3 separate regions of the Mus musculus genome follow, and all the other regions are linked to region 3. Evidence: chromatin loops called from intact Hi-C (ENCODE). Cell type or tissue: gastrocnemius. All regions are shown on one strand.

Evidence for each region. Hi-C counts contacts between places; a loop is a spot of excess contacts. Peaks named below come from ENCODE experiments on the same cell type or tissue, not always from the same donor. Only the 100,000 strongest peaks of a DNase experiment are listed, where the experiment ranks them.
Region 1: it touches region 3 in a loop (15-fold over the local background); 31 of 42 quality-filtered maps call a loop at or near these places.
Region 2: it touches region 3 in a loop (2.6-fold over the local background); 21 of 42 quality-filtered maps call a loop at or near these places.

Annotation. Positions count from the first base shown.
Region 1 is chr6:50,293,366-50,295,865 of GRCm38, forward strand. Osbpl3 (oxysterol binding protein-like 3) reads right to left here. Exons shown (of 24, transcript NM_001347213.1): 24 at 1-2,500. Among named protein-coding and RNA genes, the nearest start is that of Gsdme, 33 kb to the left of the region's middle. In gastrocnemius, a CTCF peak has its summit at 989 (motif pointing left); a DNase peak (open chromatin) is centred at 953.
Region 2 is chr6:50,544,307-50,546,806 of GRCm38, forward strand. No RefSeq gene overlaps it. Among named protein-coding and RNA genes, the nearest start is that of Gm38806, 4.8 kb to the left of the region's middle. In gastrocnemius, a CTCF peak has its summit at 1,329 (motif pointing left); DNase peaks (open chromatin) are centred at 888, 1,313 and 2,020.
Region 3 is chr6:50,111,917-50,114,416 of GRCm38, forward strand. All of the region lies in intron 1 of Mpp6 (membrane protein, palmitoylated 6 (MAGUK p55 subfamily member 6)), which reads left to right. Among named protein-coding and RNA genes, the nearest start is that of Mpp6, 2.9 kb to the left of the region's middle. In gastrocnemius, a CTCF peak has its summit at 1,021 (motif pointing right); a DNase peak (open chromatin) is centred at 1,075; H3K4me3 peaks cover 1,320 bases; H3K27ac peaks cover 1,380 bases.

The DNA.
Region 1 (2,500 bases), 180 kb after region 3:
CAGTAGGGCAAGACAACAAACTAAAAGGAGCCGCTGGAGAATCGAAATGGGAGTGGGGAGTGGGGTATGATTTAGATTTTACAAATGGTTAAATAGAAGATTTACAAGTATCATTTTCCCCAAAACATGTCCTGTGGGCTAACAGAGGAAGATTAAAAAAAAATCATCACAAATGAAGCGAATGAGTCACTTCTGACAACTGTATCCCCTAAACCCAGTTTCAAAAACAAGCAAACAAAAAACTGGCTTGCACTTTAGACCATCTTGATTTGCAGACACATTTGATAAGGTTTTCCAACAAAGATAATCACTGATTCGCAGGATCGATACAAGATAGAAAACAGAGCGTGTGAAAATAGCTTTGATCTACTAGCAAAAATAGATTTATGCTGATGTTGGTATTAAAAATAAAGACATTCGAATAAATTCTGACCAAACACTGTAGCCTGTATTTCTAACTAAGATCACGAGAGCAACTTAGAGCCCTGGCTGGTAGCTCGAGGGTGTGAGGACAGTATCTAATAGCTACAGTCCCTCAGAGAGAGTGTGTGGTGTGCACAGTAGGCCTACATTAAGAAGCAAAGTAGCCCTCACCTCTATTTTTGGCTTGACTTCTTTAAGGGTAGACTGAAACAATGCATCATAAATCTGACAAATACAAAGGAAGACAGTGCTAGAAGGCTGAGCAAATGATTTATTGGAAGTAATTAAAAATAGGATATGAGGAAAACAGAAGCCTAAGTGGAGTTAACATTTAAAAAACTCAGTTTGTGTAGTTTTCCATCAGGAAGCCCCCAGAGGCACTGGAAGGCTTGGGGATTGCTGAGGCATTCTTGCTACTTAGTAGGTAATTGTATTTATGACCTAGAGTGAACCCCCATCTGTTTAGTACAAGAACCCTCCTGAGACTGTTGAATGGCAAGCTGTTTAGTTAATACCAGGCTCCCCCTAGTGTCTCAAAAAGCACACTGCATTCCATCTCTTTAGTTAGTACCTGACCCCTGGTGTCTGGGATGTGAACTGCCAATGTTTAGTTAGTACCAGGAGCATCCTAGCATCAAGATGTGAACTGCAGGAAGAAGCTGCACTGAGGCTTTTATTACGACAGGGCCTGTGGAGGGAACTACACTACTCCTTTGCCACACTGAAGATACTCATTCCTTAACGATACCTTGCAGATCGGGGTTGTGAGTACTGAGAAGGTGCAGTTTGTGGTTAGCACAAGGTCCTGCTACTGGGAGAACATCTGTGACTTACCATAAACTTGAAATAGGATAATTAGAATGAAAGGGGCTGAAACATGCACATCAAATGGTGCAGCGATTGGCATTGTGTACTGGAGTAAGTCAGGAGTTCAGAAAGATTAAACTTTACTTAATTCTTCTCGAAACAATACCACAGTTCTGTTTTCCTTATGGAAACATCCAAGTTCTAGACACACAAACTCGGAGGAAGAGTGTGTGAGACAGAACGAGAGGAATGTAGCAGCCTCCTCCCTCCAGCAGGGAGTTTTAAGATTCACATAGCAGCATGCACCTCCTGACCATCTACATTCCGAAAGCCCTTCATCCAGACACGGGCAGTGACTTACAGAGCTTGCACATGGTTCTGGAACATATTTTTGTTCATGCTTCTCCCTGATCCAAATAAGATGACTACAGAGGAGACATTTGGGTCAGCTGTAGGTGTGGATCCAAATTAAAGCTTGAAGTCAACAGAAATTATACCACGAGATACTTTAAGAATGTTCAAACAACTGGCTGTACTGATTCTGGGGATACATTCTCGATTTTGTGGGATTTTTTTTTTTTTTTTGTCATTTTCCTTCTCCTTTGGGGCGGCCTCTCGAGCAGGCCTACTTCACAGTCAGTATTGCTGAAATCCCACGTGTCCTCTCGGGTTTGTTTCCCTGCCGAGATCCCTGCTTACATCTCCAGCCTGTGGTCAGATGTGGATAGCGCTTGAAAAGGAAAAAAAACAAAACAGGAACTAAAGAATCGCCGCACCACCCAGCTGCTTAGAAATGGAAATGAGATTCATGCTGCGTTCATCTTGGTGTCTCCACAACATGGAAAAAAAATGAACCAATATTTAATGAGTTGCTTAAAATGACAGTCACTTGTAGACTCCAAAGACTACTGATTCACCTTCAACACTCCACTTGTGAAAACTTCAGCAGTGCAGTTGGTTATCTGGTGTGACACAGGTCAACTCTGGGAGTTGGCTCTTTCCTTCTATCTTTTAGATAGGTCCTGGAGACTGGACCCAGTGCCAGGTTCACACAATAAGTGCCTGTGCCTGCCGAGCCGATCTCACTGGCCTCCCAAATTCGTTCTATAGAAATCTCTTTACCCTATCATTACACGCAATGTTTCATAGAACTGCTACAGACATCCGAGTCAAAGGCTTAACAATCAGACTTTGGTTTTAATGTGCTCTGGGCAGAAGTCAGAGTTGTTTTGATAACACAATTCAGCTACTGTGCACATTCTATTATCAT
Region 2 (2,500 bases), 430 kb after region 3:
TTTCTCTCTGCAGTATGTAACACTAGGATTGCTGTCTTCCCTAGACAGTGGTGTGGTATCGGATACACCTGTCCCTCTTGAGACTTTCTAGGCCCGTAAGGCTGTCCCTCAAACCTTCTTTCTCTATGCTGACCTCATCTGATGGTTAACACTCACTGTCAAGTTGACACGATCTTGAGCCACTGAAGAGACAAGATCCTAGGTGAGTCTGTGATTCCGTGAGGATGGGGTTGACCAAGGAGGGAAGACCCACCCTAGATGTGTGTGCCATTCTACCAGGGGTTGGGGAAAGCAAGGTGAGTGCCCCCATCCATCGCTGCTTCCTGACTCCAGGTACCATGCAAGCAACTGGCCCCCCACCCCGCCGCTGCTGGAATATACTGTGCCCTCAAACTGTAAACCCCACCTTCCTTAAGATGCTTTTGTCAGGTGTCCTGTCATAGCAACTAGAAGAGTACTAATGTTCTATTCTTAGTGAGTACATCCATGTCAAAGTTCTCCTTGCCAGTGGGTCCTAACCCAGCATCTTCATCTCTGATCCTTCCTGTGTAACAAATCAGGCCTGTCTGTCCTTCATTGCCAGTGTCCACTCCTACAAACAACCCCCGTCTCAAACTCATGGCAAAACCCTAATTTCCATTGTTCCCCAGCTCTACCCTTTTCATTTTAATGCCTTCTCCAGATAACGATGTAAAATCTGAATGGTATGTAACACTCCTCTGTCTAATAACTTTCCTAAAATAAGAACTGTAGCTACCACCATGTGTTTATTTATCCGATTTTCTTCTTTATTGTACCACAAAAAAACAGAATTATTAGTTAGACCCCCCCCCCCCCCCAATGCTCCTTGACATTGACACAGACAGCCCCGCCCCCGTGAGAAGCTGAGGAATCATGGGAGTGAGCTTTGTGAGTCTGGAACCAGCTGGGGAGTTAGAAGGGTTAGCGATGTCCAGCTCAGACAGCGTGTGTCCTACAGAATTATAACACTTGAAATCTTCGCCAAAGCCCCTTCCTCTTAAGCTGTTGGGAGGTTTCACCAGAAAAAAGTTGCTTTTGCAACTCTTCTTTCAGATCCTCATACCTGACAAAACTTCTGGGTTTTGTTTTTAGGTATATAATTCCTCATTCTATGGACGGGCAAGCCTTTGAGACCCATAAAATTAACTGAGATGACAGTTACTACACAAGGGGTGGAGATTACAGTGTGAAGCAATCTGTTGGTTCAGCACGTGCAACGTTTAAGAAATGCCTTTTAAGTAATGTGTCTAGTGTGTTCATAGGCAGCCAGTGAATCATGTGAGCCTAGCGCCCTCTTGTGTTCACTAGGAGGCCAAGCACAGGGGCTTTCTATGACTTCCAAGGGATTTTTGTTTTGTTTTGAGATTTCAATTTTCATTTTATTAGTTTTTTTTTTTAATCAGTTACTTTGCAAAGACATCGTAGAGCATTAAGTCAAACACGTCTGTCAGTCTTCACCCCGTGTGACCACAGAGAACCAAGCACTGTTACTGTTACCGGAAGGGTGGGGATTTGGCCTCTAGTTTCCAAAGGTTACTGTCACCCTCAGAATCACGTGTTCAGATATCCAGCTTCCGGGTGACAAACCCACAAAATTCTCTTTTTTCTTTAACCTTACTCTCTCCAACACTTGACCTTTCTTTGTTTATTCCTTCTGGAGTGCCCAGGTCCTTATGCATTATGATAATGGTCTAAGGTTAAATATACTTTATAGATTTCCAAGGAGGACCGAATGTCTCTGGATTCCACAGACACCTGCAACCATGTGCAGCCCCCTGCTCCCGTGCAACTCACACACATAATGTAAAAAATAAAATACACCTTTAAAAATATGCTGCTGGAGAAGACCTACAGAGTCAACTAACCTGGGACCATGTGGACTCACAGAGACTGTCACTAGCCAGGGAGCAGGCAGGGGCTTGGCCTAGACCATCCCACACATTCGTAGCAAATGTTCAGCTTGGTCTTCATATGGGCCCCCTAACAAGTGCAGTGGGGGGAGTCTCCGTCTCTGTTCCCTGCCATTGGATCCCCTTCCCCTACCTGGGCTGCCCCGTTGGGCCTCATTGGGAGAGGATGTGCCTAGTCCTGCTGGGACTGGATGTCCCAGGGTAGAGTGGTACCCAAGGGGGGCTCCCCATCTCTGAGGAAAGGGGTAAGAAGCAATGGGGGGAGGGATTTGTAAGAGTGAGACTGAAAAGAGAGGAGGGGAGCTGTGATTGGGATATAAAGTGAATAAAAAATAAATTATTATAAAATATATGTTATGGATGTTGATGGCTTATGTAACCAGAGAGAACCCAGTTAGTCACTTGCCTTAGACAAAATAGGCACTGCAGGAGGCAGTGGACAAGAGGTAGGCACAGATTTTACTCTTATGTGTTCCCCAAGTGATATGTGTCCTCCACGAAGCTGGGAATGACTCATCGGAGATGGGTCCAAAATCCATGGACACCAACATCAGCCTTAAGCCTCTGTG
Region 3 (2,500 bases):
ATCAAGCTGTTAGAGTTAAGTTTGATAGCTCTGTACAAGACAATCCTTTTTTCTCCTCTTCAGGAAAACTGTTGGATTTTATAATTTTTTTAAAAAAAATATTTGAGGGAGCAATTTGCTTTTTTTCCTAAGCTCATTTTTTTTTTCCCCCTGAAGCTGAAATTGTGTCAGAAGGCTACCCAGGCTGCTTCTCTCCTTTCCCTTTAAATTTGAGATTGAAAACAAAAAAGACAGTCACAAGACCCTGGGTACCTGTTTTATAATGTTTTAAAATTGTGTTGCTTGTTTGACTATATACCATACCTATATGAGCTTTACCTCTGAATAATGGAAGATTATCAGAAGACAACAGATGTTTTAATTAAATGCTTTGCACATTTTGGACATCTGAGCTTTATCAGAAGTGGGTGACATCCGCAAATCATTTCTGAGAGAGTGAGTTGCAAACAATACAGAGCTCAAGCTAGTCAGACAGTTAAAACACTAATAAAATTAATACAGAGAAAGGTAGGAAGACCTGATTGTATTGTTTATGTCATGTACAGTCAATGCGGATTACTAGTGAGAAGGGAACTTTTGTAAATTGTAAGTTGGGTATGTAGTAAAGCTGATAAATTCTCATTTTCCATGTATTTCTTTTGATATGTAACTAAATTTGTATCAGAACTGATCTTCAAGTAAATGTAGTTACAAAGGATATGCTGATATTTAGGGATGGTCAAGCAGATTTGAAAAGTACTCATCTATTTGAGATAACTGTCATCCCCAGAAAAATCTATCGAGAAAAATTATTGTAGTTTTGTTTTACTGTTAGTTTTTTTCCTTCCAAAATAGTGCTGTGTTCATAAACATGGGATCTGAAATCATGATGCTCTCGCTACTCTCGTGTGGGGTACTAGTATTTGATTACATTTTTGTCTAATTATAGGCACCAGCTTTACCTAGAGTATTTTTGGTTGGAGTCAAAGCCAGGGCAGTGATTAGCCCAGACGTGGCTGTCATTTATTTGTGACCACTTGGGGGAGCCTTTGCAGTTCATCTCAACAGATCCCTGCTCTGCGTGCTCTGGCTGCTAATCGTCCTGGGCGCTTTGCCAAACTGCTGGAGCGGCTGCTAAGGAGGCTGCATTGAGAACCGAGTCTGGAGCTCAGTGTGTGTGATGCCTTCTCCTCTAACTCACACTCCACTCCACTCACCAAATACCTCTCCTCATAGACTTAGTAACAGTGTACTTTTTGGGCTACTGCTAGTTCCATGGGCTAACTAACCATGAAATCTTGGATTCATGAGTGCTTCCAGAGAGCTGATTTTACTGGCATTAATCTTAGGAGCAGTGCAGGCTTGATGTACACAGATGGTAGTTGTGTTGAAGGGTCTGGGGAGATCATCACTCTTGTATGAAATATACTAACTCCAAACCTTTTTAGAGCAGATTAGGCTCCTTTTAAAAACTTTTAGAGGAAGAGATAGCAAAGCACCTCTTTTAGTTAAATCTGTGTTCATGTTTGTGCAGAGAAAAGGTGGTCTTCTGTTAAAAACCTATACTCTTTGACCGTTTGATTATTCTTCTGTAGTATAATAAAGTCAGATTTATACATTTTCTTTTCTGACAATATTTAACCTTGTTCTGGCCATTTCAGAATGTGAGCTCACTTAAACAAAGTAAAATGCATTTTAGCAAGTCAGAGAGAAGGTAACTTATGGCCTCCCTTAATTATGATAGAATAACTCAAAGACCTTTCTCAAATTTTCTGCATGGTACATTCATCCACATAATGATGAACAATTTGGAGTAGTTCCTATCTTCTAAATTGCTTCTTTTTTTCTTTAAAAGAAACTTTAAGACAATTTTACTTTTGTCCTGAAATTCATCTTTCCTTTCCTTTAAAAAAAAAAAAAAAAGATGTATTTTGTATGTGTGTGGGTGTGCCTGAGTGTATGCCTGTGTGCCACATACACGTGTTGCCCATGGCGGTTAGGAGAAGCCATTGGAGCCAATGAAAGCATGCTTACAGGTGGTTGTGAGGTCCCGCATATGGGTGCTGAGAACTGCACCTCAGTCCTGGAAGAGAAGTGAGCGCTTTGAATGCTCAGCCCCGCTTGTTGGTTTGTTTGTTTGTTTGTTTTTCAGTGTAACATACCAGAAGAGACATATTCTGCTTAGTTAAAAATGTTCATTTGTTGCTAGCTTCCACTGATACTTGAGTATTGTTTTAAATACCTGGGGATGGTAATTTCAAAAGGCCTCCCCTTTGAAGTTATCACAGATTTAAAGTAGAATGAAAATTGAAGGAGAAGACAATACAGTGAGTAGGTTTTGTTTGTTTTGTGGTTTTGTTTTGTTTCACTTTTTAGCTTATTTTCAGACTTTTCCCCACTCTTTGCTTTCTTGTGCATGTCACTCAGCTTGTCATATTCCGCCTTTTCTTTTAGACTCCCTGTTGTGGGTTCCTTCCCCTTCCTCCTACAGCTCCTGTTGTTGCTCTACTCTGGCTACATA